Regions from separate parts of the Mus musculus genome. Here all the other regions are linked to region 2. Evidence: chromatin loops called from intact Hi-C (ENCODE). Cell type or tissue: left cerebral cortex. All regions are shown on one strand.

What was found. A loop is a pair of places that touch in the nucleus more often than their neighbours do. Peaks named below come from ENCODE experiments on the same cell type or tissue, not always from the same donor. Only the 100,000 strongest peaks of a DNase experiment are listed, where the experiment ranks them.
Region 1: it touches region 2 in a loop (2.9-fold over the local background); 6 of 42 quality-filtered maps call a loop at or near these places.
Region 3: it touches region 2 in a loop (3-fold over the local background); 4 of 42 quality-filtered maps call a loop at or near these places.
Region 4: it touches region 2 in a loop (3-fold over the local background); 6 of 42 quality-filtered maps call a loop at or near these places.
Region 5: a loop joins it to region 2, with 3 times the contacts of the local background. A loop is called at or near these places in 10 of 42 quality-filtered maps.
Region 6: a loop joins it to region 2, with 2.0 times the contacts of the local background. A loop is called at or near these places in 8 of 42 quality-filtered maps.

What each region holds. Positions count from the first base shown.
Region 1 is chr5:132,227,062-132,232,061 of GRCm38, forward strand. All of the region lies in intron 2 of Auts2 (autism susceptibility candidate 2), which reads right to left. Among named protein-coding and RNA genes, the nearest start is that of Auts2, 310 kb to the right of the region's middle. RefSeq lists an enhancer at 2,091-3,299. In left cerebral cortex, a CTCF peak has its summit at 4,795; DNase peaks (open chromatin) are centred at 2,800 and 4,775; H3K27ac peaks cover 315 bases.
Region 2 is chr5:131,531,012-131,536,011 of GRCm38, forward strand. Auts2 (autism susceptibility candidate 2) reads right to left here. Exons shown (of 20, transcript NM_001363480.1): 6 at 2,810-2,861. Among named protein-coding and RNA genes, the nearest start is that of Gm29681, 120 kb to the left of the region's middle. In left cerebral cortex, a CTCF peak has its summit at 3,007; DNase peaks (open chromatin) are centred at 9 and 2,996; H3K4me3 peaks cover 1,682 bases; H3K27ac peaks cover 193 bases.
Region 3 is chr5:132,069,544-132,074,543 of GRCm38, forward strand. All of the region lies in intron 2 of Auts2 (autism susceptibility candidate 2), which reads right to left. Among named protein-coding and RNA genes, the nearest start is that of 4930563F08Rik, 190 kb to the left of the region's middle. In left cerebral cortex, no CTCF peak of the experiment used is centred here; DNase peaks (open chromatin) are centred at 3,065, 3,290, 3,710, 4,392 and 2 more places; H3K4me3 peaks cover 229 bases; H3K27ac peaks cover 216 bases.
Region 4 is chr5:131,791,862-131,796,861 of GRCm38, forward strand. The region is part of intron 4 of Auts2 (autism susceptibility candidate 2); the gene reads right to left. Among named protein-coding and RNA genes, the nearest start is that of 4930563F08Rik, 86 kb to the right of the region's middle. In left cerebral cortex, a CTCF peak has its summit at 2,926 (motif pointing left); DNase peaks (open chromatin) are centred at 854, 2,627, 2,872 and 3,464; H3K27ac peaks cover 2,631 bases.
Region 5 is chr5:131,639,847-131,644,846 of GRCm38, forward strand. All of the region lies in intron 5 of Auts2 (autism susceptibility candidate 2), which reads right to left. Among named protein-coding and RNA genes, the nearest start is that of Gm29681, 230 kb to the left of the region's middle. In left cerebral cortex, no CTCF peak of the experiment used is centred here; DNase peaks (open chromatin) are centred at 3,067, 3,626 and 4,164; H3K27ac peaks cover 1,220 bases.
Region 6 is chr5:131,597,614-131,602,613 of GRCm38, forward strand. The region is part of intron 5 of Auts2 (autism susceptibility candidate 2); the gene reads right to left. Among named protein-coding and RNA genes, the nearest start is that of Gm29681, 190 kb to the left of the region's middle. In left cerebral cortex, a CTCF peak has its summit at 329 (motif pointing left); DNase peaks (open chromatin) are centred at 2,997 and 4,870.

The DNA of each region.
Region 1 (5,000 bases), 700 kb after region 2:
GTAGAAAGCATTGTTATTTGGTAAAGAAAGCTTGAAATTGTGTTCAGGAGCAAGAAGCTTGATAAGTAATGAGCTTCCTTTTCTCTTTCACCACATACCTTCCAGGACCCAATCTAATTGAGTCCATGAACATCTTCAAGCTATGAGATTGCAGGAACTGTGGTGTCATTTAAAGTGATACTGAACAGCAAGGCTCAGCAAGTATATATGCCTCCTACCAAGCCTGATGGCCGGAGTTCCATTGCTGAGATCCACATGCTAGGAGGAGAGAGTCGACTCCAGCAAATTGTTCTTTGACAACTGATTTCCCCAGGTTATACTCGGATCCCTGTACATGTTCTTTGACATGTGTGAACCTACCCCACCAACACACATGCATACCACACGCTCACACACACTCATAGGCATGCATGTGTGTGCACTCGCGCACACACATACACAGGAAAAAATGAAAAGACTGTGATAAAGCTGTCGATTTTGTGTGGATATATGCCATGAGCACAATGCCTACAGAGTCAAGACGGGAGCATGAACTGGGGTAGAGCTGCAACTGTAGGCTGTAATCTGTCTGATGTAGGTATTGGGAAGTAAGTGCGGGTTCTTCAGGGCAGAAATCTCTTTAATTACTGAATTACTTCTCTAATACAGATACATTTTATTTTGTAATGAACTGACCAGAAATGCCATAGGTAAACAAATTTACAAACAGATAAAAAAATTAAAGACCTCTGGGTACTGATGAAGTATAAATATAAGAGATACAGCACATCAGACAGGAAAAGCAGGCTGGCTACCCACAGTGTGCCGAAGTTGAAAGTACAGATGCAAGGTTTTAGACAGCGAGCTATGGTAGCTTCTTTCTATAAAGTTTAAGCTGTTGATTCCACTTAAGAAATATGCACTAAAGACTTCAGCACTGCATGAAAGGAGACATCCACGTCAAGATCTTTCCAAAAGGCTCTGAACAAGGACAGGACAACAATGTCTAACCTGTAGTCCTGTGGGCTGCTTCAACAATGGTGAATATACAGAACCAATTGCCCCACAATTCACATGGCATGAACTCAGATAGGGAAATGGATGTTTGAGCTACACACAATCAATGCATTCTCAATAAACAGTATCTGATCTCTAATATGAGCCTTGTCTGTATCAACATTGATACAGGCTAGCAAAAACAAATGATAATTTCATAACTTTAATGATGAAATAGAACTAAGGTTATTGAGAATAAAATTATTATCCTACAAACCTACATCTCAAGTCTGAACTCTGGGTTAAAATAACTATACTTGAATATATTCATCAATATCTACATTATATTGTGGTATTCTACTAAGTACATCAAGGTAGCACAGGGTGGCCTGGAATGTATTACACAACTAAAAACAGCCTTGAACTTCTAACCTCCGTATTCCAAGTGTTAGGAATACCACTTTACATCCCCATACACAGTGTACAATGTCTTAAAAGTCAAAGTTAGATTTCATGTATGTAAACTTGCCCTTACCAACTGACTCACACCTCAAGTGCAAGATACTCTAAACTCGTGTTCACCAGACTGATGGAGTCATGATGTAGCTACAAAGCCATGTGTGCTTCTTCAACAGGTACTTTCTTGTATCTCAGATGAAAACTACATACCCATTTTCCTTAACTTTGATTTATTTCTTCTTGCACCTTTTAAATTTACAAGTGTTGGCTAAATTCTATTGACAGACACCCACATATCTAAATCTTTTCCTATCCACTTTATTTTCTCTACTAAACCAGCCTCTTACTAAGAGCTTGATAGGAAAAAAATAATGCACCACTCACCCCCCCTCTCTCTCCCTCCCTCCCTACCTCTCTGTGTGTGTGCATGTGTGTGTGTTTGTGTGTGTGTGTCCATTCCTTCCCCAGACAACTGCCAGAATGATTTTTAAACACACATAGCACACAGAGAGAGGGGGAGGGAGAGGGGGAGGGGCAGGGGGAGGGAGAGGGGGGAGGGGAGGGGAGAGGGAGGGGGAGGGGAGGGGGGAGGGAGAGGGAGAGGAAGAGGGAGAGGGAGAGGGAGAGGGAGACCCATACTCACTCACTCTTACACAGACTTCAAGAAGCCCCCATCTGTTTTTCAATACCATAATGAAGCCTCTTTGCCAGCACCCTTCAGAAGCAAGCTCTCACCATAGTTCACCCCACTCATTTCCAGCCACTTGTCTTCTTTCATCCCAACCCGCTGCAACACAACAAAACTGTCATTCCTCCTAGGCAAAGATTAACATTCAGAGCAAACCCCCCAACATTCATCTGTGGAGAGTCTCTTTTTGTGGTGCTTCCAGAGTCCATGATACACAGCTATCAAAGTTCTGATTCTGTAGCAGGAGACCTTCCCGGAGATTCTCAGGATGTATTTAAGCAACAGCTGTTATTGAAAGATCAGGAAGTCAAGTTCAGGGACTGCATTTATTTGAACAAACAACTACACATTGCTTTCAGATACAGCCAAGATTCTGAAGGTAGCTCAGATCGTGATGGAGGGTAATAGACCACAGGTAAATACACAGGAACGTCCTTTCAGGACACTGGCAAGCACAGCTGGGTAGAAGCCAACTCCTGCAAAGTGGCTGCATTTGTCTTGCTAAGGGTCAGCCATGACAGCATCTGTCAAGACGAGCTTGAACAGAGGAACTCAGAACCCAGCCTAGCAGTAACAGGATACATCGGTATCTGGTTGGAGCACAAACAAGGTAGACTTTCTTCCTCTGGCACAGGGCAGGCACAGGGCCAAGCACACACAGTGCTCTCTGTTTTTGCAAGTCTAATGCGGTCTGCTGAGGGGAGGGGTGAGAGATCACCAGTTCATAATGACTCTCATTATGTCTGCTGCGTTCTGAGCCAAGATTAGACACTAGACAATCCTCTGTCCAGTGTCAAGGGCTTTCAACTGCCCTTTCAACAGGATAATTCCACTTCAAACTAATTTAGGTTTCTTATAACCCAGGCTACCAAAACTGATACACTTCACTGTCTCGGCCTGGAAAAAGAGGTTAATGTCTGCTCCAAGAGAAATACAGACTCGGGTTTGGAGTCTGTGTCGGCTCTACATGAGCGATAACAAACACAACACCCTAAAATCTCCCACCATCTGCTGAGCTGTCAGCCTCCCTGCAGGAACTCAATTTCTAAAGATTACAGTCCTTTTAGTATAGAGCCAGAGGAACACTCCAGAAGAACTTTAGAAAAGATATTAGCATTCCCACTAACATCAACAAGGCTGTGTGAGGTTCACTTCAGGACAGAAACAGTAATTCACCTTCGTCTTCTAGACACAGAAAAGCTTTGGTGACCAAACAGAAACCTGAAGCCTGGAGTGGGCTCATGCTCATGTCTCCAGCACCAATTCCAAAGGCTAACGCAGGACTGTGGAGAGTTAACAGCATTGTAGATGGGAGTGGCAGGCCAGCTAAGCATACACAACAAAACTTTAAAACAAAACAAAACAAAACATACTTAAAAACTTAAAACAAACAAACAATAACAACAACCCACTCAGTTTGGGGTTTTCAGTTTACGTGAATACATAAAGACAATAAAGGCAAGGTATTAATTCAGGTGATTCAAAAATCCAGGAAAAGAATTAAAAGAAAAAGAAAAACCAAGCCAAAGACACTCAGCTACTAAATGAAAAGGTCATGTTTGAAGGCTCCAAGGCTCACTTTATGTCTACAAATATGCTAAACCCACAAAAGTTTATATAAACACTGAAATTTTCCGTGTAATAAAGGTAATCTTCTATACCTACCAATGTACTCACTCCTCCCTCTAAAGCACACAGGCTTTGATGTGGTAATTTATTCTTCACATACCAGCTATCTGTGCCTACCCAAGCCATTACGTCAACAACTATGCATAATATTCTAGAGAAGTACTACTATATAAAATTTTGCATTTAAAGTACAAAAATTTTAAATAACCTTTAGACTGAACCAAAATGCATAAATAACCCAAAGGAACTTGGAAACCTATGTTCACTTGGTGAGTACACAGCCTGTTAACACTAACAGCACCCCTAGCGCCATGCTCAAATATTCCCACTCTGTCCAAAGTTCCTATGCTCATCCAAAAATAAGCACAAGTCAAACAAGGTGACCGCTGCTTTAAAAACTTACATTTTAGAATTTGGTATAATTTTCCTTTAATGGACACTGTAGATTCGGGGACTTACGGGGGAAATAAAACATCTCAAGAGAACACTGAAAAGCAATAATCTGAAGCCATTATCACAGCCTAGGAAGGCTCGACTTACATTTTCTAATTCTAATTCCCTCACTCTGAAGCACAAGAGACTGCAGTCTGTACAGCGGGCAACCCAAGCCCCTGCTACATGGTTGACGGAGAAGCCACTCGCAAGGCACACAAAGTGTTAAATCACACAGTCAAGCTGTAATCCTTGACCAGTGACCCAGGAGGCTTCAGCCTGGGACCTTTCAGGTGTCACTGCTCAGTGTCTTCATACAACTACACTGCAACACTGCTCCTGAAACTTCCTCCTTAGCAAATGTCACCTTTTACCTCTTCAGCCTCTCTTCAGCCCATCCTCACCATTTTTCCTCTACCTGAATCCTCCCTAGATACAACTTTAGTCTCCAATAAGCCTTGCCAAAACAAAAGTAAGGCGTTCCTTAATCTGCGCTTCCCGTCTACACTTGCACACCAGCTGCAAATGCTCCTTCAAACAAGCAGGCAGCTCAGCTAGCTGGGTTTTTTCAGTAACAAAGGACAGCCCCGCACTTTTCCATTTGAGGCTGCAGAGGGAGCCAGAACCATGCAATGCGAAAGAAAGCAAGTCAGCAGTGTTTGGAGGACTGGGAGAATCCAAGGCTAGTGAAAAATATGAACACAGGAATACCGCAGACATCAACTCCAAAATGAAGGTTTTTTTTTTTCAATAAAAATAAAAAATAAAATAAAGCTCTCAAATTAGTAGGTCTTCTCATAAGACTTCCTTTTGAGGT
Region 2 (5,000 bases):
CCTGGGGCTCTGTCTCCAAGCTGAGCAGGCCAGCATCAAAGCTGCCAAGTCCTGAGCCCATGCCCCAATCAACTTGTGAGTTTAGCACTGCCGTCCAACAGTGAAATTTTATGGACCAAATCTGCACACCCACCAGACCACCAGGCTTGGAGGCATAACCTTCCCGGCTAAGCCTGCTACTCTTGAGACCAGAAAGATTGCCAGGCTCCTGCAAAGGAGAGGGGATGATATGTGGTCTCGAACATCTGGCTCTGAATTGGGCCAAGGTGGGACTACCTAACAGTCTTGTTAAAACTGTTCAGTAAGAGATAGCCTTGAAGAATCTCCCAGCTGTGTCTTAAACCTGTCCTTTCTTGAAAAGCTTTAAACATACATATGCATACATACATGTATGCACAGACATGCATGTATGCATGTTACATATAATAAGCATATTATATATTATAGCTATACACACACATTCTCGCAGAGAATCGACTGACTTTTAGACAAGCAAGCGGACTTTTCAGAGTAACTTGAACCTGATGTAAGAAGAGATGATGACAGCCGAAGGACCTGTCAACCATATATCCAAAAAGCACTGCAGCTCCTATCAGGAGTAAAGAGACCGAAGCACAGTGAGGCTCACTGCACCTGCCTCTCAGGAGTAACTGACAACAATGTTATCCAATCACCTTCCCCCCTTTTTTTGGTAGTTGTTTTTCTGATATTTAGCAGTTTGAATACTAATGACCCTTAACAAAACTATCCCGATGCTGTCGGAGCTCCCCGGCGCCCCTCATTCTCTTTCTCCTGGGAGGAGGGGCTGTGCGTACCAGGCAGTCTACTTGAGCAACACCTGTACTTGCACACTAATTCAGGCGCTTGTCATTCATGTTACCAACAGGAATTAGCATAAGGCATTAAGGGGAAACTCCAGGGGAGGAAAGAAAGGCCATTCTGATGGAAATAAGGGGAGAAGGAATAATCCCGCCATCAACTAAAATGCTTATCTGTGTACGTTTCCCAAGCAAAGCTTAAGAGAAAAGCCTGTGTTGATTTTTAGTATACACAAAGAAACCTTAATCCTTTCAAGGCAACTGAAATCACCCCTCACTACTCTCAGAAAAGCAGCGAAGAAGAAAGGCACCCGGTCAGGGGCATGGCTGTTCACAGCCAAATAGATGCCACACATCACTCAGTGTAAGTAAACAAAAACAAGAATGTGGGAAGTGTTGGACTGGAGACTGGAAGGGTGGGGGGGTGGGATGGGGGGGGGGGGGGAGGAGGCAGGAAGGAGAGAGAGAAGAAGGTCTTCAGCTGTTCTGTTCTGCTCCTCAGTCGCAATTAATGCCAACCTAGAGCCAGCTTAGACAGGGCCATAGCAACTTAACACAAGAAAGATGCAATACCAGGCAGTGGGCGAGCGATGTGTGTGTCGGGTTGAGGGGGTCAGAGAGTCATGGAAACTGCTTTGGGTAGGGACCTGCCATGACTCAGTTTCCTCTCCTGTTACCTTTCTTTTTTTTAATCAAGGACACCTCCAAGGCCCACCGAATTCTCTCCTCTCAATAAGAGGAGCAGAAAACATGCATACATATCTACCCCTGAGGGAGATGTGTGCCAAGCACTCACATTGGCTTTTATTGTTTTGTTTTTTAGCATTATGGATTACAAATTTATACAAACTTCTCAGGCCACTAAGAACTATGATGAAATATAAAGCTGTAATCCTATCATGCAATTAAAATACAAGATCATATTCAATATGACATTAATTCTGGGAGTCCTAGCAAACTTACAAGCATACAGACCTTGGGGATATCTTTAAATATAAGGTACTATTTAAAATCAAGGTAGGTTCAAGTTCAAAATAATTGGAAGGTACAAAATAACTGCGCATGGAAATGTTTCATTAACTAGAAAGCAAAAAGGAAACTGACAGAAAATGTTAACAATGAAATAAACTGCTGCACTATTCTCCCATTTCACGCCGTGGGGACCTAACTCTGGGTCCAATGCTGGCCCAGTGCTCCTGCACATCCTTCAAGGGGCAGAGGTTACCACAGGCTAGCACATCTTTATTTAGCAATCATCCTGCAAACCCCTAAGTGGGGTTCTATAGGGGGAAGGGAGTGGTGGGTTGGTATTATCTGTACCTTCCAGATGACACACCTTTTGAACTCAGTGCACAGAAACTCCTCTAAATTTCATTAGGTCCAAGGACACTTCTGCGAATGAAGACTCCTGAGGATCCTACCGACAGGGATTCAGGGTGAGCCTTCCCTGTGTGTACCTCGGCACCATTAGCCTCTCTTAATCTATGGACTGAGGTTTGGAAGGAATCAATGGAGAAGTGGGTACTTAAATTCTGCCCTCTTGCTCATTTATTAACTTTACAGAGAGCCCAGAGCAGAAGAAGGCTTGGTTTATGGCTCTAACGCCGTGAATATTAAATACCCCATTGGTTATTACCATCCGAGGCGCGCACACACACACTATTTATAGTGCTCTGACTGCCGGGAAGTTGATAACTAACAATCAAGACATTGTAAAACCATTCTTCTCTGTTGCAGCATCCCACACAAAATTAACACCACCGGTCAATTCAAACGAGGAATCGGGAAATTCTTTCAAAAATGAACATTTTCCTCCTGCACCTCAAAAAACCACCAGACCCCACAGTGGAGCAAAAACACAAAAATGCTAAGACAAAAAGAGCACATGGATTTTTTTTTTCCTCTCCTCTTTCTTCTTGGACAATGACAACGAGATGCATTTACTTATTCATTTTTAAAAGCCATCCTTTAGTGTAATAAATGGGTCTTACCTTTGTTTACAAGAACAGTGTTGAAGAGTTTTTCAGAGCTAGCATCTGAAGCCTGCAAAACAAAAAGGGGAGGGTAAGCGTTAGGACTGTCAGTGAAGACTATCAACCACAGCCTTGTCGGCTGCTATCATTTTAAATCAATTGACTATATTTTTAGGAAGAATGTAAGAGTCAGTGATTTCCCCAAATCCTCCATCAGGTGGTGCTGGTTGACTGTTGCAGAAAGGCCTGCACTGCAGCTATTTGCTGGGGGAAGGAAGAAAAAAAAAATCTGATTTTCAAAATGTGTCCTTATTATTATCTGTGCAAAACATATTTCTACAAAATGGTTCACAAGGCAATTTAGTTCATTCACAAAACGATTTTCTAATTCAGTTGACAGATCATTATTTTTAATTTTTAATTTATTTATTTTTAAATTTTTGACACCGGATTTTGTTTTTCAATTTTCTTCTACAAATCAGAAATGTGGTTTTTTTTTTTTGTTTGTTTGTTTTTGTTTTGTTTTTTGGTTATTTTTGACATTAAGCTTTTCCTCACCAAAGTGTCAGCCAGGATATCCAGAAACGAATTTGATTTTAAAGATGTATTTGATGATCCCGAGGTTCAGTGTTTGTCACGGTCACCAGGGCCAAACTCAGTGTTTTGGATGAGAGCTGACCCTATTTAAAACCTGGTCACTTTGCCATCTCTCATGCTTTTCAGGGATCATGTCAGCTAGTTATTATACTGGTGTGAGGGAAGGCAATGCGCCTCTTTAAACAGAAAGACTATAAAGTCAGCTTAAATTATATACTAATGTTCTAGGGAGGAAATGGTGAGCCAGTTTGATGAAAGAGACGGTAATATTGCAGGATTTACTGCTTCTTTCTAGGACGCGGAAAACAGGTAAAAATTAAGAAAGCTCACTCTTCTTATTTGAAGATACCACTTCGACCTGTCAATCAATGGTCAAGCCACACTCATGCTATGTTTGACCTGTGACCCCTCTGAGAAAACTCTGATCTTTCATGTTTTATACCAAGATGCATACATTTGACAAAGCAAGGCACAGAATGTTCACTCTATATGGGATAAAGAAATGTGGGGGGTAGGGGTAAGGGAAGTTGGGCTGGCTTTGGGGGACAAAGAAGATATTCTATGTAGTTTTCCAAGGCCACATTGATGGAGATGAAACATTTCTGCGTATAACTGAGGGAAATGTTCCAGTTCACAAGGCCAGGGATATAAAAAGACCTAGCCTATTTTTATTATGGCTGGCTCTCATTTATTTTATTCTAATCTTCCTTCTATACGGTGGTTCAGAGGATTAATAGGCTCAAGGGCAAAAAATATACAAAATAAGTATTCAATTGCATTCACTCGTGAAAAATCCTACAGAGATAACCCCTCTGCTTTTGCAGTTAGAATAAAATATACACAGAGCTTTTCCTGACATCATAAGTAACACTAAACAAAATTATATTATTAGAGTAGCATTTCATAAAAATGAGCCACAAAGAAGGTCCCGTGGAGGGTGTTCAGCATTAAACAGTTCAAGAATATTAAGTTACAAAGCCTCACTGATCTGCACTGCACACAGAGACTCGTGAATCTGAAAAAGCACACAGTGGCACCAAAGGTGTTACTATTCCCAAATCATAATGAGATTTCTATGTCTTTCTAAGTCTTGCAGTCTAAAACTTGGCAACTCAAAGAGTTTTCATCGTCCTTAAAATGATGTGAAATACTCTTAGAATGGTCACTAGCAAGCCTCGGCTTCAAAACCAAAATGGAGTTAATATTTTTTGAAAGAAAGGGGGAAAAAAAAAAAAAAACCTACACACATGCACACGAGAGCAATATTCTGTCTCTTCTGTTATGTTACAGAACTAAAATAACTGTTAAAAATGTTGGGGTTTTTCTATTACAGTGAGTCTAATGGGCCTAAAGAAATCGGTTTAAAAGAAAAAAAAAAAAATTAGCTGCTCTTCCAAAACTGCAAGAAGAGAGAGGGAGAAGCAACTTGTTAAGGCTGCATTTGCGTGGCTCTAGGTATGGGAGCCAGAGCTGGATTAGGCGGTAGGCGGCAGCCCCTGTGATTCTGTCACCTTTGTGAGCACCACTAGGCTCTGAGTATGCTCTCAAGTAGATAATGAAGTGACCCTGAGGACCTGATGATTCTGTGACCAATGGTTGTCAAGGAAATATG
Region 3 (5,000 bases), 540 kb after region 2:
GAGGAGAACACCACAATAACGGAGACCAACTTGGTCAACACTGTCAGTGTTTCTTGCCAACCATGCCTAAGTAGCAAGATCCTATATCAAAAAATTCAAAAAGCCAAATAAAGACATCATAGTTCACTCAGATGTGACATGACACACAATCAGGATGTAGATAGTTCTCAACTCACTCATATAAATTACCCATCTATTTAATCCAGAAAAGACATCTTCACAGACTCTAATAACCCAGCGTAACCAACCACATGTAAAGAAACACAGTTTACTTATTTTTTTTAAAAAAGGACAATTTACTTTATATGTATGAATACACTGAATGTATGAATGTCTGTGGGCTCTTAATGTTTAGATGATTATTCTTCTGTGGTCTCGGATTTGATCATTCTATTAACTGTACCATCTTGTTCAGCACCACATAAAATGGAGGTCTTGGTCAGGTTGCAGAACACAGTCAACAAGAACACACTCACATGATTCAATTTTCTCCCTTGTATGTGTGGAGGGGTGCATGTGCCAGCAACACAGGCTAGAATCAGAAAAAGGATGTGTGATAGCAAAGCCTGGCACGAACGGTGCCCAGAATCACCCCCTAAACAGTGCACACACAGCTACACCACCTGTCATGGCTGGTTTGAAATTGTTACTTTGATAAAAACCTAATGGATGAGCTTGCCTATATCAACTGATATGGGAATACCCAGACTACTGTGGGCGACACCACCCCAAATTTTGACGCTTGGGCAGTACAAGAGTGAAGGAAGCAAGTGGAATACTGGGGTGCAAGCTTTTCTTCATTTAGTTCACTCTGTTCTTGACTGTGGATGTGATGTGGCTAGATCCTTCAGGCTCCTCCCACCCAGGAGGACAACAACTTGGAGCTGTGAGCTAAAATAATCCTTCTCTCCCTGTTAAACTATCTTATCACAAGAGAAATGACATTAAAACATCAAATATTCTACCTTCGGAAAAACTTCATTTCAAAGTTAATTCCAACACTGCATTCTAGTTCTTTCAGAACACTCTGGTAGAACAAAAGAAATCATTTCCATTTTTTTTTCCTGGAACCCTCAGAAAGGAATTGTCTTCCTTTTACTGGGTATACAGGGTATGCAACACAGGTGGACACAGTTAGTGTTATGTCCTGTGAGAGCTAATCTGCATTGACTGCATTTAGAATCACCTACGAGATGTAGGCATGCTTCTGGGGTATCTCTGTGATGCTGTTTCCAGAGGTTGGGGTAACCAGCCCATGCCCTGTGGTCCCCGAGAGAACAAAGGGGTGGGTATAAAAGGGAAGTCCAGAGAATGCTAGTACACTCCTTTCTTTGCATTCCCGTCCATTGTGATGTAAGCAGCTCTGCTACAATTTCTTCACTATAATGGAATGAACCCTCTAAACGCATGAGCCAAACTACACCATGGCTTCCTCAAGTTGTTCTGCCAGGCAGCTGGTCACAGGATGGCAAGAAGCTAACCAAAGCACACTCCAAATCCCATACAAATTCTTACATCATAATTAAAACCAATGCAAAAGCATTGGTGCTCTTTTATCAAGTGTGCTTATGTTAATGTTCCTGTTCAAAGTTTACAACCCATCCTTATTTATAGGTGCTTTGCTTGTTTGAAGCTATTCAAGAAATGACGACATCGCCTGGTTTGCACAGAATCAAGCTGGCTCTCGAAGTCAGAGTTTAGGAAGTTCTAAGTAGTAAAGGCTCTCACAGAATCATTAGTGGGTGTGTCAGTTTATAAACAAGTCCAGGGCAGGATGATGCTCTGTAATGAAATCCTCCCGCCCTGAGAAAGGTGTAAAAAAAGAATATACAGAACTGGAGGACAGCTGTTGCAGGAATCAGGGGCTTCACTCAGTTTCATAAGTCAATATAACTAGTTCAGAAACAGCAAGCCACTAATTTGAATAGAAATGAAGACAGGTTTTGATTACTTGATAACGCGATTACAAATTGAGTTAAGAGCATGTACAGGAACACAGTAAGTTCTTGTTGAACACAGGACAATGTGAAACTTGTAGGCGGATAATTAGTTTTACTTGTTCTTGCCTCTCCCTCCAGCACAGCAAAGAGTACTTTTCTTGTCTCTCTTTTTTAAAAAACAAAACAAAACTATTTTTATCGAATTTATTTCTGATAAGAGGGAAATGTCGCATTCACTTCAAGATGCACATACACAGGGTCAGAAAACAACTTTCAAGTGGCTGTTCTCTCCTTGTACCCTGTGGACTCTGGAGATCAAACTCAGATCATGACATTAGGCGGCAAGTTCTTTCTTTCCCTGCTGAGACTTCCTGCTGGCCATCTCTTTTTCTTTTAAGGCTGATCTCCTGCAGTGCCTACCAGAGTGCTGGAAAAGAGTACATGCTTTAAAATGTCTGTTGAATGAATGTACACAGTCCCGTGTCTGGCTCTGGCTTCCCAAGTGAACTGGCACAGTATATCTCCTAAATTACAGCTCTCACCTAATGGATCTGTAACATGACCCTGATCAGGAATAAAGGGAACTTAAGGCAGGTTCCAGAAAATGCACACAATTGTAAGATGGTGTTGAGTATGTGATTCTGCACATGCCTGCAAAGAAAGTCGTAGGTGCATGAACATATATGAGCAAACATATCCCTAATCTGCAATCTAATCCTTTTACGATTACTGGCAATCACCTTTCATGAATCAAAATCATTAAAAATTATTTGCCCAGCCCGCTGCCTGTGTACAGCAGGCAGCAAGCCAGATGCTGTCTCTGCCGCAGTGCACAGGAGGGTTCCTTTGCTGTACCTAACTTGTTGAGAACTGGGGAAGCTTTTCCGTTCACGTTTCAGGTTAATCTCTTTTCCCTAAGAACAGAATATCCTCTTTGTAGATCTCCCTGGGGGCTTGGTATTTGCAACATCAAACAGAACGCACAAACCATTGCACCCACTTTCAAAAGCCTATTACACTGTCAACTGGCTTTCCTAACTGCAACCAGGGGAGAAGGCTTACAGACTCCTAAGCCCCTTCCTTCCCCCCAGGCAGTTGGAAAGGAGCCATAATTTCGCTAAGCTACCACTGCATTTTGTCTCACTAAAGAACTCCTAATAAGGCAGGCAACATTCCAAGGAGGAAAAAAAAGCAACTTGAGCTCACTGTAAATCTCACCTCCCCTTTATTCCTGACTCTCTCTAAAAGTTTCAATTGCTGGCAAGCTCTGAGGATGGGGTACTGTCATGCACGGCTACCAGTGACACTTTTCCACACTGCTTAACCAATCATCACAAAATGCAGGTCCACAAGCAGTGTCTGAAGCAAAGGGCTGAGGTGGGATGCCAGCACGCCTCCTCACCTGTGGTATATAGCACTCCTTTGGGGATGTGCAGGAGATCCGAGAAAGAACAGGGGAATAGACTCAGGTTTGAAACATTCAAATGAAACAAATTGTGTTCTTTGTGTTTCTTTTGCCTTGTTAGAATCTATCCAAAGAAATAAAAGCCCACAGGAGATAGTGTTTACCAGCCTGTGCCAGCAGGGACAGACTTGCTTAATTGTTAACAGGGTTCATGAATACCTCTTCCAAAGGGACACCAGTAATGTGTCCCACATAACAGAAGGTTTCTGAAACATGGAGCAATATGTAACTGACAGACAGACACAGAGGGGATAGGGGAATATGCATGCTTCCCTAGGACACACACAAAACCATTTCTGCTGTGTCCAGGGCCACATTTCCTCCTACTTATCTTGAAAGTTTCCATGGTAGCTGTTGAAGGGAGAATTAGAAGTCTTCACAGAATACTACAAGAGAGAGGTGGGAGTCATGGAAGCACAAAGGAAAAGGAGAGGTGGGGGAAGGAGGAGGACAAGGACAGGGAGAAAAGGCCAGAGCTATATGGTAGTGTTTGCTTGGCATGCATGAGGTTCCATTCCCAGCACCACATAAACCCACCTCAACAACAAGAGTAAGAAAAAAAGAGAAAAGAGGGTCAAAGGTGAGGGTCAGAGGTTGAGAATCATCCTTGCCTACACAGAAAGTTCAAGTCCGGCTTTAGCTACCTGAGACCTTCTGAAAAGATGGAGCTGCACATCTGTGCGTCTAGTGAGTGAAATCACAAAGGGACCCTAAGGTTTCCTGTATCTGGCCCCTAAGTACTTCCTCTAGGAGGGCTGTGTGGGCTTGACACAGCTGTGAAGGGCCCAGTTCAGAAGGACTGAGACCTGCCGACACTAAATAAATTCTGGGGGCAGTCTTCAGAGACCATCAATTTTGCTCTGTCACAGAAGTGCTATATTCTCATGCTGAAACACTCTATAAACAGAGTACATGTTCTACACCACCTGTGTGTTAGCGAGGGTCACTTCTTTTCTGATCTGACATCTCTTGGCCTTGAGCCCAGGCGGCCTAGCAGCTGAAGACGGGTGACTCACCCGGTGTGAAAAGCATTAGACACGGCTCACCTGTATCTGCCCTTCTTGTCTCCTCCTAATCTCCTTCCTCTCCACTTTGGAGTTCATCTTTCAACCTAGAAGCTGATAAGAAATGCATCCACTGTGGATAATTTCTTCACTCTGGAGAGAGATTTTTTCTCTCTTATAGAGGGCTGGCCATCACAGTGAAGAAAGCGACACAGCGGGATCGTTCATCTTGACTTTTTATTTATTTATTCTGAGTCCATCTAGAACTGTTGCCTGGATCTGTGGGTGTGACTGAGCCATGAAGAAGTTACCACCCATAACTTTTGACTTTTGATTTTTATTTAACGGCTCATTTGTATAACCTCAAAGATGGAGGGGCCAGCAGACCCCAAAGAGATTGGCAGCTGCGGTCCTGTCAAGTTGGAAGGTTATGTCAGCTGCCAAGTCTGCCAAGCGAGCTCAGCACAGCGAGGGAGCGGAGAGAGATTGGTTACAGCCGTAAGTAATTGATCTGTCTGAAAATACCGGCTAGGAATCCTGGGATTAATGCCCCAGCTCCAGCTGGGCCGCACTGCTCTTTTCCCTCCAGCT
Region 4 (5,000 bases), 260 kb after region 2:
GGTCAAGCAGGGACTCAAATAAGCAAGAATTGGATGCAGAAGCCATGGAGGAATGCTGCTCACTGGCTCACGCCCTGGCTCACACACAGCTAATGTTCTTGTATAGACAAGACCCATCAGTCTAAGGAGGTGGCCACCACCGTGGGATGAACACTCCCATATCAATCACCAATAAAAACAATCTCTGGAAGGCATGGCCACAGGTCGATTTGATCTGGGTAACTCCTCAGTTGAAGTTGCCTCTTCCCAGGGGACTCTACATTATGTTAGATTGACAATAAAATACAACCATTCCACTATGTAAAGCTGGCTGTGCTGTTGTGTATTTGTAATCTTATGGCTACTATGATTAGATAGGGATAGGATGCAGAGACAGAATCCCCTGAAGCTCCTGAGCCAACATTCTGGTGTATACAAAGGCACAAAAAGACCCTGCATCAAAGCTTAGTTGTCCTCAGACATCTTCTGCTATATTCAGCTGTAGATGCAAATGAACACACAACCTTCTCTCTCTCTCTCTCTCTGTCTCCCTGTCTCTCTCTGTCTCTGTCTCTGTCTCTCTCTCTCTCACACCAACAAAAACCAAACATGCTATGATGCCATGAGCTATTTCACTGAAATGGAAACATGACTATGTTCATGGTTAGTTGTGGTTACATCAAAAATCCCAGAAGGGAGTTGAACATTCAAGTTCTTTTATTAAAAAAAAAAATTACATTTTAAAAATCTTTTTGTGTGTGTGCACACTTGCATGTGTGCACATGTGCCGCCCACACTGCTCTTGTGGAGATTGGAGGACAGCTTGTGTGAGTAGGTTTTCTACTAGCACGTGGGTCCTGGGAATCAACTTAGGATTGTCGGGTTTGGTAGCAAGTAACTTTACCTGCTAAGCCCTCAAGTTCTCTTTTTAGAGCAATGAAATAGAGTGACGGTATCTGCCTCTGAGGGCGAGCTAAGAGGAGCCATGAAAAATGCTATTGTCATCGTCCCTCTGCAATGAAAGGAACAAGAGGCATACAATTAGATACACTGGGTTACTTTAAGATTGGCAAACACACAGAGGAAAAAAGCCTAGAAAGAGATGCACGAAACAGTCACACCATTTACTTCTAAGTGATAAAGGATGTGGACTCTTTTAAGCTATACTTATAAATTCTCTGAAGCTTTTGTGTGTGCGTGTGTGTAGGTCAGTCCTGAATACTGTTGTTCTGCATCCACTGTCTATCTTATCCTATGAGATGGGGTATTTCATTGGCCTGGTGTTCAGGTTGGCTAGACAGTGAGACTCATGGATTGCCTGTCTCCATTGTGTGTCCACGCCACCATGACTGTTTTTCCCTCCATGCTTTCTGGGGATGAAACCCGGGTTCTAATGCCTACATGGTCAACCTTTTACTGACTGAGTCATCTCTCAAGCCCCCTTCTGAAATCTTCTTTAATGATGACTTTTTTTCCAGTGAAAGGAAAAACAGATACACACAGTGACATATAATTGCCACCCTGGGGTCCCACTGGACACTGATCTCCAAAGGGCTCTAAGAATAGCATCGCTGTCTTTGCAGGACATTTCTCCCGTCTGTTTAGGCCACAATGTATTTTACTGTCCGTGCAGACTTAAGTTGTTGTTATTACCATGGTTGGTGTTCTGAGACAGAGTTCCATACAGGTTGGCCTTGAACTGGCCATACAGCTGAGGATGATCTTTCACTCCTGATCCTTCTGCCTCAACCTCCCAAGTGCTGGGATTACAGACTTCCACCATCATTCCTGGGGGTTGAATCCAGGGCCTACAATACCAGGCAAGTATACCATACTACCAACTATGCCATATCCCCAGCCTGGATCTAAGTTCTAACACTTAACACAGAGCTTGGGAAAGTTACATAATCTTACCAAGTCTCAGTGTCTCTCATCTAACGAGTGGGGATGAGGACATGTAGCCTCTATATGTGTGTGCATTTAAATGACAAAATGCATCATTTCATTAAGTCCTTAAACCTGGTATACAGCCACAAGCAAATGTCTAATACCTGTTATCAGTGAGCCCTGTCTCTTTGTTCTATGTGGTATTGTGTAAGTTGCCCATCTGGGTGAGATGTTAGCACTTACAGAACTAAAATACACCCCGAAGTTCTACAGTGCATCCCAGCCCAGGATGGCCCAGTGGTCTCTGCCTCCAGGAAGCATCTTGGAAAGAGAGTGACAGCCCAACAGGCTGAGGGAGAACCCAGACGCTTCTACTAGGAACAGGGCCATATGAGCCTCTGGACTCTGCAGTGTGCACAACATGCCTTTCAAGATGAGAGAGAAGCAGATGGTCTTGATGAGAGGCCCCAGGGTTCTGATCCTGCTATGGGACTAATGGTATAAAAAAAAATAAAAATAAATGAAAAGAAAAGAAAAGAAAAAAAAAAAAAAAAGGAAACCTCTAGGCTGCCTGTCCACCCTAGGCAGTATGGGCACCTGCTTCCCAGATCTGGGAAAGAAGTACAGAAGGCAGCCGGAGTGCCGGGCTCCCATTTGGAGCAACAGCTATTTCCAAATCTTCTAAACCACACTCCACCATGTTTTGGAAGAGAAGCATGCAAATAACAGTTTGCAAGCTGCCAAGAGTGTGGGTTTCACAGCGCACATTGCAGAGCTGACGCCTGTCACGGCAAGACAACGAGAGAGCACTCCATCTCTCTTTCTCTCTCTCTCTTCCCCTTCTAGATCTTAAAGGGTTACGCCTGGAAATTGCCTAGCTGGGCTTCTGGGACAGCATGAAGGATGACTGCCATTGCCACGGTCAGCTATGACAGCACCAATTTGACGTGCCGCCATCAAGGGCCTTCTAAGAGCTGAGCGCCCTGATGGTTTTGTGATGCGAATCGTCACATTGCAAAATGGTTTTCCTCTCCCGCTGCCTCTGCCTCCATCTGCTGCTGGGCTAAAGGCACAGCCGGCTGCCTGCCTGTCACAGCATGTATTAAAATTAGCTGGGGAGGAGGCACTCAGTTGTGCTAATTACATTTTAATCATTGGAAATGTGTTGGCAAATCAAGCCTTGATTGCCATCTCGGAGTCTGTCTCCTCCAGCAGAGTGGAGGGGCCGTCTGCATTTGGCGGGGCCTGCTGGGCTTCTCCTTTCACAGAAGATAGACTGGGGGCCCTGCTGGCCCACCACTGAGACTGCTTTTGGCACATTATTAAAAAGCCACAAGGCTTGTTTCAAATCATCCCTGTGTGAGACCCGCTCATTCTCACTTCCCCATCATCCGGCAACTTGGTACTTTTAACTCTCTCGCTTTAGTGGGCTGATGGATCTTGAAGGCTCAAAGAGACCATGTGTGTCAGAGATGGGGATACAGGGTGGTGAGAGGCTGCCATCATGTTCTCCCAGTAACTGGGGACCAGGAAGGGGTCCGATGACAGGAAACCTGTCCTCAGGGAGTGGGAGGTGACCTTGATAGGCTTCTGCTGCTAAGAGCCGCGAGTCTACGGGTAGAAGAAAGTGACTCAAATAAATGATCAAGACCCATGAAAAAGAGCCAAGGAGCACAGAGGATGTTCTTGGCTGTTCAAAGTAGGCTCAGACACAGTCATTCCGTTAGCCCCTGTTCCCTAGTGTTTCCTGGAGGCATGCTTGCTGTATGAGGGACAAAGACTAACCCAAATGTTGAAGCTAGTGCAATTTCCAAAGTTGGGCACAAAGCCATAGTTATGCCATGAAAACATTAGGTCGAAAGTTTAATTATACATAGCCAGGTTGAAAAATGTCTAGTTATGTAATCATATACAGCTTTTTTTTTTTCTGTTCCTATACCTCGGGTTTCTTCACGTGTTAAAAAACAAACACAGAGTGTGATGTATCACAGGCAAGCTTTCAACTTGCTATATAGCTGAAGATGCTCTTGAACATCTAATTCTCCTGCTTCTAGCTCCAGAGTGCTGGGATTATAGGCCTCGCAGCATCATGCCTGGGTAACACAGTGCTAGGGATCAATCCTATGTTAGGCAAGCAATTTGCCAACTGAGCTACAGCCCCAGCTACTAAGGCTGCTTCTGTGTGTGGCACAGGAGAAAAAAAAACATGGTAAAGAAAGGATAATGCACCCCCTCTCTTCTCCAGTGCAACCCAAACTCAAACCCTACAACAGCATGTAGAAACTGAGTAGTGGCACTGGGGTTGGCAGACGGACTTAAGAGTGAGCCTTGGCAAGGGCTTCTAGGAGACATGTACTAGATGCTAAGGAAAAGTAGATTTCAAAGTCAGGCTGCAGAGAGGTCTGGGAACAGCAAGGACCAATTTCCTGGGCAGGGTTGGGAGAGGACACTCATTCCCTTGTGGGTGTAAATGCGTCTTTGTTTGACTGTGGGTACATGCAAACATCCTAAGAGGTTTGATGATGGTCTGGGGCTCCCACTCCATGCTTGCTTCTCCTTCCACTTTTAATAAGAATCACATTATAGATATCTCTCAACCCAATATTGAAGAGAGAAAGAGATGCTAAAAGGGAGACCTTGGGCTTATAGTCATCCATAAGATGACCCATTAAATAGAAGCCACCTAAGAAAACACCATGAGGGACAAACACTATAGGTGGCTAGACCCTAGCTGGTCCTAAGCAATGGGAGTGCACAACAATTTCTGACAGAGCCACTATGGTTGGAAATGGTATTTTTGGCAAGGGATGGCTGTTGCCACATTGAACTGGAGGCAGCAGCTGTGATTATTTGCATGAGACCTCGAGAATCTACAGACAGAATTTCCTGGAAGAAATGGGCCATAGGCTCACCCTTGTCTGAGGACACTTAAACAGGTAATACTTGCTAGGATAGAGGATCTTAAGATATCCCCATCCTTTCCTGACTTGATAGGTGAGGGGAGCTCACCGAATGACACTTCTTTCTGAGGGTCAATTAACAGTTGAGAGAGGGGGAGAGAGAGAGAGAGAGAGAGAGAGAGAGAGAGAGAGAGAGAGAGAGAGTTAGTTTTCCTTTGGGGGTATAGCTAGTTA
Region 5 (5,000 bases), 110 kb after region 2:
TGTAGGCATCTGAGGAATTGATCAGTGACAGCTTGACTACTAAAACCTAACTGCTGTCTTCAATAGAGATAACTTGAAGGTCTTTTTTGTTTTGCTTTGTTCTGATATTCTAGGATATCGTGCTGTAAATTGTTTCCAGGTCCTACAAGGGACTGGGGTTATTGAGAGCCTTATATATGAGCAAAAATATTTTATTAGCTTGCCATAGAAGGGAAAAAGTACAAATCATGATTTAGGAAGCTTTTTTTCCATGTCTTTAATGATTGGAGGAAGGAAAAACAAGAGTGCTTGTGTTTTATAGTCCCCAAAGCCAAAAGCACAGACTGTCTTAAATTTAGTAACACAGCCATGACTGTACATGGATGGTTAATCAACCTTGGTTCTCAGCTTAAAGTTCCAACATCAATTGTGTGAGTTTTTGTTGTTAATTTGTTTTGTTTTTTCACTTTTGAGACACGGGTTCATGTCAGGCTGGCCTCACAATTGCTATACAGCTATGGATAACCTTGAACGTCTCATCTTGTAGTCTCTCCTGTCTCAGTGCTGGGAATACAGGTGTGTCCCATCATGTACCGTTGATGCAGTGCTGGAGAAGGAACCCAAGGCTTTATGAACACCAGGGAAGCACCCTTCCAACTGGGCTACACTCCCAGTTTCTCAATTTATTAATTTAGCAGTGGATGCTATGGTGTACCTTCACTCACAGTCCTAGACCAAGAAGGATTTACAATAGCTTTAAAGGATAATGGAGGAGCCTGGTGTGATGGCCTACATCTGTAAGACTAGCATCTGGAAGATGGAGACAGAAGAGCAGGGGTTCCAGGCCTTGGCAACATAGTGAGTTTTATAGTTATGAGTTGTGCTGGATAGTTTTAGGTCAACACTACACAGGCTGAAGTCACTTGAGAGGACTGAACCTCCATTTAGAAACTGCCTCTAATCCCAGCACTTGGGAGGCAGAGGCAGGCGGATTTCTGAGTTTGAGGCCCGCCTGGTCTACAAAGTGAGTTCCAGGGCTTTACAGAGAAACCCTGTCTCGAAAAACCAGAAAAAAAAAAAAAAGAAAGAAAGAAAAAGAAAAAGAAACTGCCTCCATAAGACCAAGCCTACTGAACATACAAGACAAAAACACTGTCAGGAGGGAGGAGGTCTCTCCTACTACCACTGTGGCAAAGCCATGGCAGGGTGAATGTGAGGTGCTTGGTCACACCGCATCTACTGTCAGGAAGACATGATTCATGTCCTCCTTTTTATTCAGTCTGGGACCCCACTCCATAGAATGGTGTTGTCTAAATTCAGGATGGATCTCCCCACAACAATGAACCCAGCCTAGAAAGCCCCTCCCAGGCATATCTGGGGGCTTATCTCCTAGGTGATTCGAGACCCTGTGGAGCTGACAGTCAATAGGAACCATCTCAGGCGCCCCACAGATTGCACCATTCATAGGGGACCCAAGACTATGGGACACCACCTGCTCAAAATATCCCTGACGGATAACCAGAATATGACAGCATCTGAGGATCCACAGAGAGAGAAAATAACACACAATACACTATTTTTCTCCTTATTCATTCAGAAGATTGCAGTGATTTTTTTTTTCTTCTGAACTTGGTTAGTGTGTTCCTGCAGAGAACACAGGACCATTCAACAGCAGAATCCAGGGAAGGTCACTCTCTAATCCCCTGCTGGTTGGGCGCACTCAGGGATCAAGTATAACATTCTCCAAGCTGCCCAAAAGGCCTGTGAAATATTAGCACATGTTCTAGGGTTAGATCTGGTTGCCAAACACAGCATTACACTGCCAAGCCCCACCAAATACGTTTGGTTTGATTTGATCTGGTCTCAAGCCATCCTAAGAAATGGACCCACTTGACACTGTGGGAATGGCTTGGTGGGCAAGATTACTAGTTAGATGATGTAAAAAGCTGGATGGGGCGGTTCACATTTGTATTTCTGGCGCTGCTATGGCAGGAAGAGAGGAAGAGGACAGGTGAGCCACTGCAAAGCTCCTAGATCAGCAAGTCTGCACTGCAGGGACAGAACAACGGAAGAGACCCTGCTGCAACAAGGCAAAACCACAGAACTGATGCCTGAAAGTTGTCCTCTGACCTCATCATCCATGTAGCAGTATGGATGTATAAACACTCATTATAAACACACACACCAAAAAGAAAAGAAAACTATATAAAAGGACAAAGAAACGAATACAGGCCTGGACTTCCCCTTGGAAACCTGAGAGCACAGTTAGGAATCTGGATTTCAAGACACGACATACTTAGCTTAGAAACTCAATGAGCCAGAGTCTTCTGAATGGAGACCAGCCACTGACTTGGCCAGTAACTGGGAATGCCTGTGTTTCCTTTAAAGGAATCATTAGTCTCTAGTTTGAACTTTGAAAAAATAAAATATCAGGAGCTGGGGAGATGGCTCAGTCTGTAAAGTGCTTGCTTTGAAGGCATGAAGACCTGTGCTCAATACCTATAATACATTTCCAAAAAAACCAAACCAAACCAAACCAAAACCCTGCTGAGCATTGACTCAGAGCCAGCTTGGTGGGTAAAAGTACTTCCTGCACAAGCCTAATGACCTCAAGACGTGTCATGCAGTACCCATGTATGTCACACACACACACACACACACACACACACACACACACTGAAATAATAAGCAATCATAAAGCTGGATGTGCTATTACAGATCTGTAATCCCAGTGCCGGGAGAGGTGGAGTCACTGGACAGAGAGTCTAGCCTAATTGGTGATTTCCAAACCAATAGGTAACCCTTTCTCAAAGAGCAGGGCAGCTATGTGGACAGCCCCTAAGAAACGACAGCCAAGGTACATATGTGCGCATACATGTACAAATAAAAGGTACACACCCACCACAAACAGCTCTGACCCTACTGAGGGGTGCAGCAGGCTGCTCTACAAGGCTGGCTGGGTGGTAGGCTTGCAGGTGGGGAGATAAACTCACAGTACACTACAGTGAGTTATTTCTGAGGTTCCCATGGTGTGCTCCTAATGGGTATAAGGATGTGCTGACTTCCAAAGTGGGACTGACAGGCCCGCAGTCAGCTGTCATCTCCATCACAGACTTAATAGCTTTGCCAGGCATCCTCCCAGCAAAGGAAGAGAAGAAAGGTCTTGCTAGGTGACAGCATTCAGAAAGAATGTGTGTGAATGCCATTATGGTATTGAAAGCGTCAGGTGCCAGCAAGAAGGGCCCTGATCAGACAGACAAGCAACTGGGCTGCATACTTGAAGGTTATTTGAAGCCTGTCACTTCTATTAGCCAGTTAACCACTGGTGGAATCACTCACTAATTGGCCTTCTTCGTACCAAGGTGGGGCTGAGGTGGGGAAGGTGGAGAGGCCTAGACCTGGCACTCATGGTGCCTACCCTATTAGCAACTCATGATGGCTGGCAGGAGGAGGGGGGCAGCGTGCGGGCAGGGTTACCCCATGTGCCTGCTCATTAGCGGCTGGCACTAAAGCAGAGAAGCTAGTGGACACTGGCACAAGGCTAGCTTTCTGTTCTTGGAGAAGGCCAAAAATAATCTCAGTAGATTTAATTAAAACTGCAGTGAACAGATGGGGAAGATGGAAAAGAACTCCGACTGGAGACCGCTCATCTGTCTAGGTCTAGGCGAGCGTTTTAATGAAGCCCTCCTCTGTCTGCAGGGGCCCGGGACTGACACATCCCTTTCTGGTTATGCAACCGAGTGGAACGATTACCTAGCAACTCTGCTTAAAGAGCCAGGGGCCTCTTTCCCAAAGAAAAGTGTGGCTTGACTCAATGTATCTACCACCGTGGTGAAAAGCCATCAGGCGAGAGGAGGAGGGCCTTGTTCTAACTTGAAGACGGGCAGTCAGAAGATGCTCGACACGGGGCTATGGGTGGAGGCAGTGGGGGAAAGGGGGCTGAAGGGAATCTACAAACAGAATTGAGACTTAAATCTTGATGTCCAGCGGAAACAAAGAAGCTCTGTCCAGACCAGGCCAGTGGTCTGCCACAGTCAGGGCTCCTTTCACGGTTTGCTGGGCCGCAGGGAGCTACTGGGAATGGCAGGAGACTCCCCAGCCCACCATGGACGTTAAGAGCCGGCATACCATGCCTGTGCTCTTCACTGACTGACTGATTTCCATGGCAAAGCCCCAAGTTCTGGGGCTGAGAGCAAAAGAAGAGTTCAGAAGTTGCTTGTACTGTGTAGACCAACAGCAAGGAAAGGCCAAGTTGGCTGTGAGTAAGTTTGGCCCAGCGGGGTAGGTTTAAAGGCCCAGTGGATTTGCTGTTGTCTAGACCAATGGGCGTTTAGAGAAAGACCCAGAGTAGGAACGTCAGTGGATTCTACTCAAAGAATCCTGACTATTTAGAGACAATATGGAGGTGTTCTCTTAAGTCCTCTACTAATAAATAAATAAATAAATAAATAGATAAATAAATAATCTTTTTGAGATGTTAGTAAAGATTGGTATTGGCTACTTCCTTTCAACATCAAAAAATTAAATTACTTTGAATAGTTTTAAAATGTGTGTGCATGGAAAAAGAGTTGAGAGAGAGGGAGAATGAGAGAGAGAGAGAGAGAGAGAGAGAGAGAATATGCATGTGTGGAGGTCAAAGTACGACTTGAGAGCTGGTTCCCTCGTTCCACCCTGTGGTTTCCAAGGATCAAAGTCATTGGTTTTGGCGGCTGATGCCTTTAGTTGATAAGTCATCTTGAATACTCATTAATTAATCCATTATTTATGTGTGTGAGAGAGGGAGAGTGTTTGTGTAGTGTGTGTGCTGGTATGTGCGTATGTGCGTGAGGCCGTGGGCTGCTGTGCATGTGCACAGAATCTAGAAGCAGACAATGTGTGTTCTGCTATCACCTGATGCTCATGAGAACCAGAGCATGGCTACTCGCAGCACGCCTTGGGGATCCTTCTGTGTCCATGCCACACAGCACTGGCCTTATGGGTGCCGGGGATTTGAACCAGGTCCTCAGGCATGTGCAGCAAGC
Region 6 (5,000 bases), 67 kb after region 2:
TTAGTCATCACAGTTGAATTCTTAGCAGGGTACAGAGTGTTCTGTGGGTATGAAGTACATGACGCGGAATGGGGGTTGGGCTAGAAATGGGGACCTTTTTGGTTAAAAAGGTCCTCTTGGTTAAAAAGGGTCAGCAGAGAATGGAGGCATGCACAGAGATGCTGAGGAAAGCCCAAGAGGGTATTGCTTCCAGGGAGACACTGTTGTAGAGGGATCAGGGCTGCCTGAATTCCTCTCTGGGTGTCTAGGGTCATAGGAAATCAGGAAGGGGATGTTAGGGACTGAAGAGACCCTCTGATGTCATCCAGAGTTCTCAGGTTTGTAGTGCCCTCTACAGGTAAGGCCATTTGCCCAAAGTAGTAGCAAGAGCCTGCAGCAACTTTTAGGTCTCCTTTTTCCACACACACAGCTCTTAGCTGCTCTCTCAATCAGTATGGACATATGTTAACAGGAACAGTTAAGTACACACTGTCGGATAAGGTTAAAAGGCTAATCTAGGGATAGGAGAGATTACTTATCAGTTAAGAGTGCTTGCTACTCTTGCAAAAGACCTGAATTTGGCTCTCAGTACCCTTGTCAGGCAGATCACAACTGCCAGAAATTCTAGATCCAGGGAGATTCAATGCCTTCTTCTGGCTTCCATAGGTGTATACACACACACACTTAAGTACATAAACAAACAAAATCTTAAAACATTAAAAGCTGGTCTAAGAGGAAAAAAAAGCCATCAAAGTTTGCAAACTTCTTCTTCATAGTCTTCAGGTAGGTTTTGCTTAGGTTTGTTTTTTCTCTTTCGAAGGCCTACACTTCCTCTAGATCTTTAAGCACAGAGGTACTCATCTCAAAGATCTGTTTATTTCAAATGTATTTATGTATACGTGTGTCTGTGTATATATCCGCTCATGATAGAACACACTGACCTTCAGCAACTTTGGGGCTGTTATTTGGTTTATACTTATAAGTCATAGTCCATCAGTTGAGGGGAGACAGGGTGGGAACTCAAGCAGGATGATGGAAAGGAGAAGGAAGACACTACTCAGTTAGCTTTTATATACATCCCAGGACTATCTGCCTAGGGAAAGCACTGTCTGTATTAGGCCGAGATATTCCTCTCATATTACTCTAGGCTGTGTCAAGCTAGCAATTCAGGCTGACCAGTGCACACCCCTAAGTCACACATCCTGGAGCAATGACTGACTGGTGATCTAGCTCTAACCACCTTCTCTAGACAGCAGAGCAGTCAGGACAGAAGGCTGGCATTTGCAGAGATGGCAAGGGCTTTCCCTTGAATAGAGGAAAGCCCCACAGGTGCCCACCTTCAGGGAGATATTGTTAGAGAGGAGCCCAGGCTATTAGACTTCCTTTCAAGGCTGGAATCACAAGAAGTCAGTTAGGGGCTGAAAGGATTCTAATGTTACCCAGAGCCCTCATCATACCATGGCTACCTCTGGGTGGTCTTCTTTGTCCCTGTTCTCTAATGGAGAGCCTGTATCTGGGCACAAACATTCTCTTATTTTTTAAGAGACATATTTCTTTTACTTAGGTTAGTCTGCAGGTAGGAGGTTATGTATATCATCTCTGTGCAGGGAGGGGAGGCCAGAGGTGGCACTGGGTTCCTCTGGAACTGGAGTTCCAGGTAGTCATGAGCCACTCTGTGGGTGTTGGGAACCAAACTCAGGTCCTCTGCAAGGGTACTAAGCACTCTTAACTGCTAAGCCATTTCTCTAACACATCTCTGCTCTTAACCTTGGGTCTTGAGACTTCCTTTGTGACCGTTAACAACCCTGCCACTCTCTCTCTGACCAGTCCTGCTGCCCAACTGAAGACATTCTCAGGTCTCTCTAGTCTAAGTTTGCAGGGAATTTTTCTTGCTTGGGGAGTATGTTATTCTAATGACATGAGCTTTTACTCTGGACCACAAACCAAACCAAATGAAACCCAAAACCAGAGTTTGAAAACCTAGCTCAGGACCCAGAGCCTAGAACATGCTTGCTATTAGCAGGAACTAATAACAATGCTGTACTCTTCACATCCCCAGTGGACTCAGATAAATGGAATCAAGAAGTCTCAAGGCAGAGAGAAGCTAGTTTTCCTTTTCCTTATGGAGAAATATCTGCATTAAATACATTACATATCTTCTGGTGAGAGATATTTCTAATATCACTCTGCCATTTCTACTGGCCCCAGGCTTTCATTACGATCACTGGATATTGCTGCAAAAAGGCCTAACTGACCTTTGCCTATGCGAACCAAGAGTCACGCACACTCCTGGTGAAGAAGATGGACTTGCCATGAACTTGATGCTTAGCTGAGGATGACCTTGAAGTTCTGATCTTTCTGCCTCCACAAATGTGTCCTGCTACCATGCTGGGGATGGAAGCTTAGGCTTCCTGCATGCTAGGTGAGCGAGCAATCACCTCAGCCTCTCTCCAGACATTTAATGTGTGTGCATACACGCACTCACACACATGCACAGGTATATGCATGGTATATGCACACATATACCATGGAGTCTTCTTATGCCACCCTGTCCTCAGACCCAGGTGCATTATTTCCTTCCCACTACACAGGGCTGTACTCTGTGTTATCTACTGAAAGTCTGGGAAAAACAGAAAGAAGAAAAAGGCCTCATGTCTACTCACAGTGGAGGCTGTTCTAAGACAGCCACCATGGTTGCCTGGAAAGGACCAAGTAGATGGTCTGAAGTCGCACTGTGAGGTTGGCCAGTCTCCTGTCTCGAGGGCAGGGAGCAACGTGTGGGATCTATAGGTGAGCTGCCTGGCAGTTTGGCCCTGCAAACCACTGGCCTCTGGGCCCCCTGCCAGGCTGCCTTTGCTGCTGCCAGGGGAAGTGATGTGTTCTGCAGGAGAGTGCCAGCTGGCGGGCCTTTCTCCCCAGGGGGCAAGCCGTAAGCACAGATTACCAAGGACTTTGTTCAGTTCTGCCGCGGACTCCCCAAGGAGAGGCACATCACAACCCCGCATCAGCACTAATAGGCTGTGATGTGTCAGACTGGGGCTAAGCAGGCCAGCGGGGGTGGCAGGGCATGGGAGCAGAAGAGAGGACAAAGGCCCCGCCTCCTCCACAGCCAGCAACTGGCTCAGAGCCCTGAGCCAAGCAGGAAAATGATCTCTCTATGGCAGACTTCACTCTACACAGGCAGAGTAAGAGGAATACCTCCGAAGTGCACACTGCCTATCCACACTAGACACCGACTCCTATTCAGCCCCGTCTCAGACATCCCCAGAGCCTCCTGCAATTTCAGAAGGGCAACTAAAACTTTCCTTTGCTTCATTTCAAGGGCCTGTGGACTGTGAAGTCACATGGACTGCCACATTCGAGACGTTGTCATGGAGACAGTGGTGGCTGCATCACTGATGTTGGTCTCCACTTTCATAAAAAAAAAAAGTCATTTAAATTTTTATGTATAAGACCAGTTCATTAGACTGAGAAATTAAATTGATCATTTCTTCCCCCCCCCCCCCCCCAGTTCACCCAGAGGAATTTCTGAGAGAACTATAGATTAGCATATGTGGAAGTTGGGTGGGATTTTGGCAACACAATTGGCTGTGGGAGGACAGGTAGTTTTTGTTTTGTTTTTTGTTTTTTTCCAGCCATTTTTAATCTCTGACCTGAAACTAATCTACATCAAAAACCAAAGATGGTTTCCTTCACTTGCTTAAGTCCATGGCTAGTCTGCTATCCAGCTGACCAATGATGATTGCAGCCTGTGTTTGGGATGTGTTATGGCTCATATAGAGACTGGTAACTCTGCCACTTTCCAAGGGACCACTTGGCCAGTGATCTAAAACCCAGCGTGTGTGAGTGCGTGTTAATGCAGGGCTATGGGTATGGAACACCCAGACAGGCCATCCAACCAAGCCGAATCTTCCTACAAAGGCCTCCGATGGTTGACTAGAATACTCCAAGGAACCGAAGAGATTACTTTCTTATATCGATCAGTGTGTGTGAGCGCTTGCGAACCGTGTGGCGTGTGGAGCTCACGCCTGGGTATGGAGGCCTGAGGCTGGTTATAGGTGTCTCCCTCAATTGTCTCATTTTTTTGAGACAAAGTCTTTCTCTGAAAGTTGGCTTACTGATTGGCTGTGCTGGAGGACCGGTGAGCCCCAGCAATCTGGCTAGCTGTGCCTTTCCAGCACTGTGCCCAGTGTTTCCCCTAGGTCTGGGGATCTGAACCAGGCTCCTCAATGTTTGTACTGCAAGCCCTTTGTACTCACTGAGCCATCTCTGCAGCCCAGCTTCTCTTGCATGTACAACTCCTGCATTTTCTTTTCCTTCCTGTTTGTAAACCCATTGCTACTGTCCTTGCTCTGACTATGGCCTCTATGCCCTGTAGAGTTAGCAAGAAGCTCTCTCTCCCTGCTGGCTCTCTGTACACCTCTGGGGTCAACACCGCCACTATGGGACTTAGCTGGCCCAACAGCCCTCGTAAGCCCTCCCTGTCAGCTCTTGTGGGGTCCTGCCTTTGATGTCCTCAGCTTGGGAAGAGACTTAATGAGTTCTCACCAGGGTTGGTCCTTAACAAAACACACCTAACACAATACCCCCACACACATCTCCTTTCGTAATACCCAGGCAAGCTGTCATGAGAATCCACTGAGACAGTCTGGGCAGCAAATATTACTTGAGTCTGGAAAGGGGATGAAGTGTCTTTAAGGAAACACACACACACACACACACACACACACACACACACCCCTATGCTTGGATATATGTATGTGTCGTCTCCAACCTTTTTTTCCTCTTGCTATTCCAGGGCTTGTCTTTAATGAGCAGCTCCAAATGACAGCTTTAATCACTGCCTCTGGCCACTGAAAGAGGCTGCTAATGACAGGAAAGAACACAGGGCCATTTGCATCAATCAGCTCCAGTCTAAATCACTTTTTATGATAATGCACCCAAGCGAAGAAGAAAGTGTCTCTGTCGCCTGCATGGTGATGTACCTCTGTGCTGTCTCCACAGCTCAGACCTCCACATAA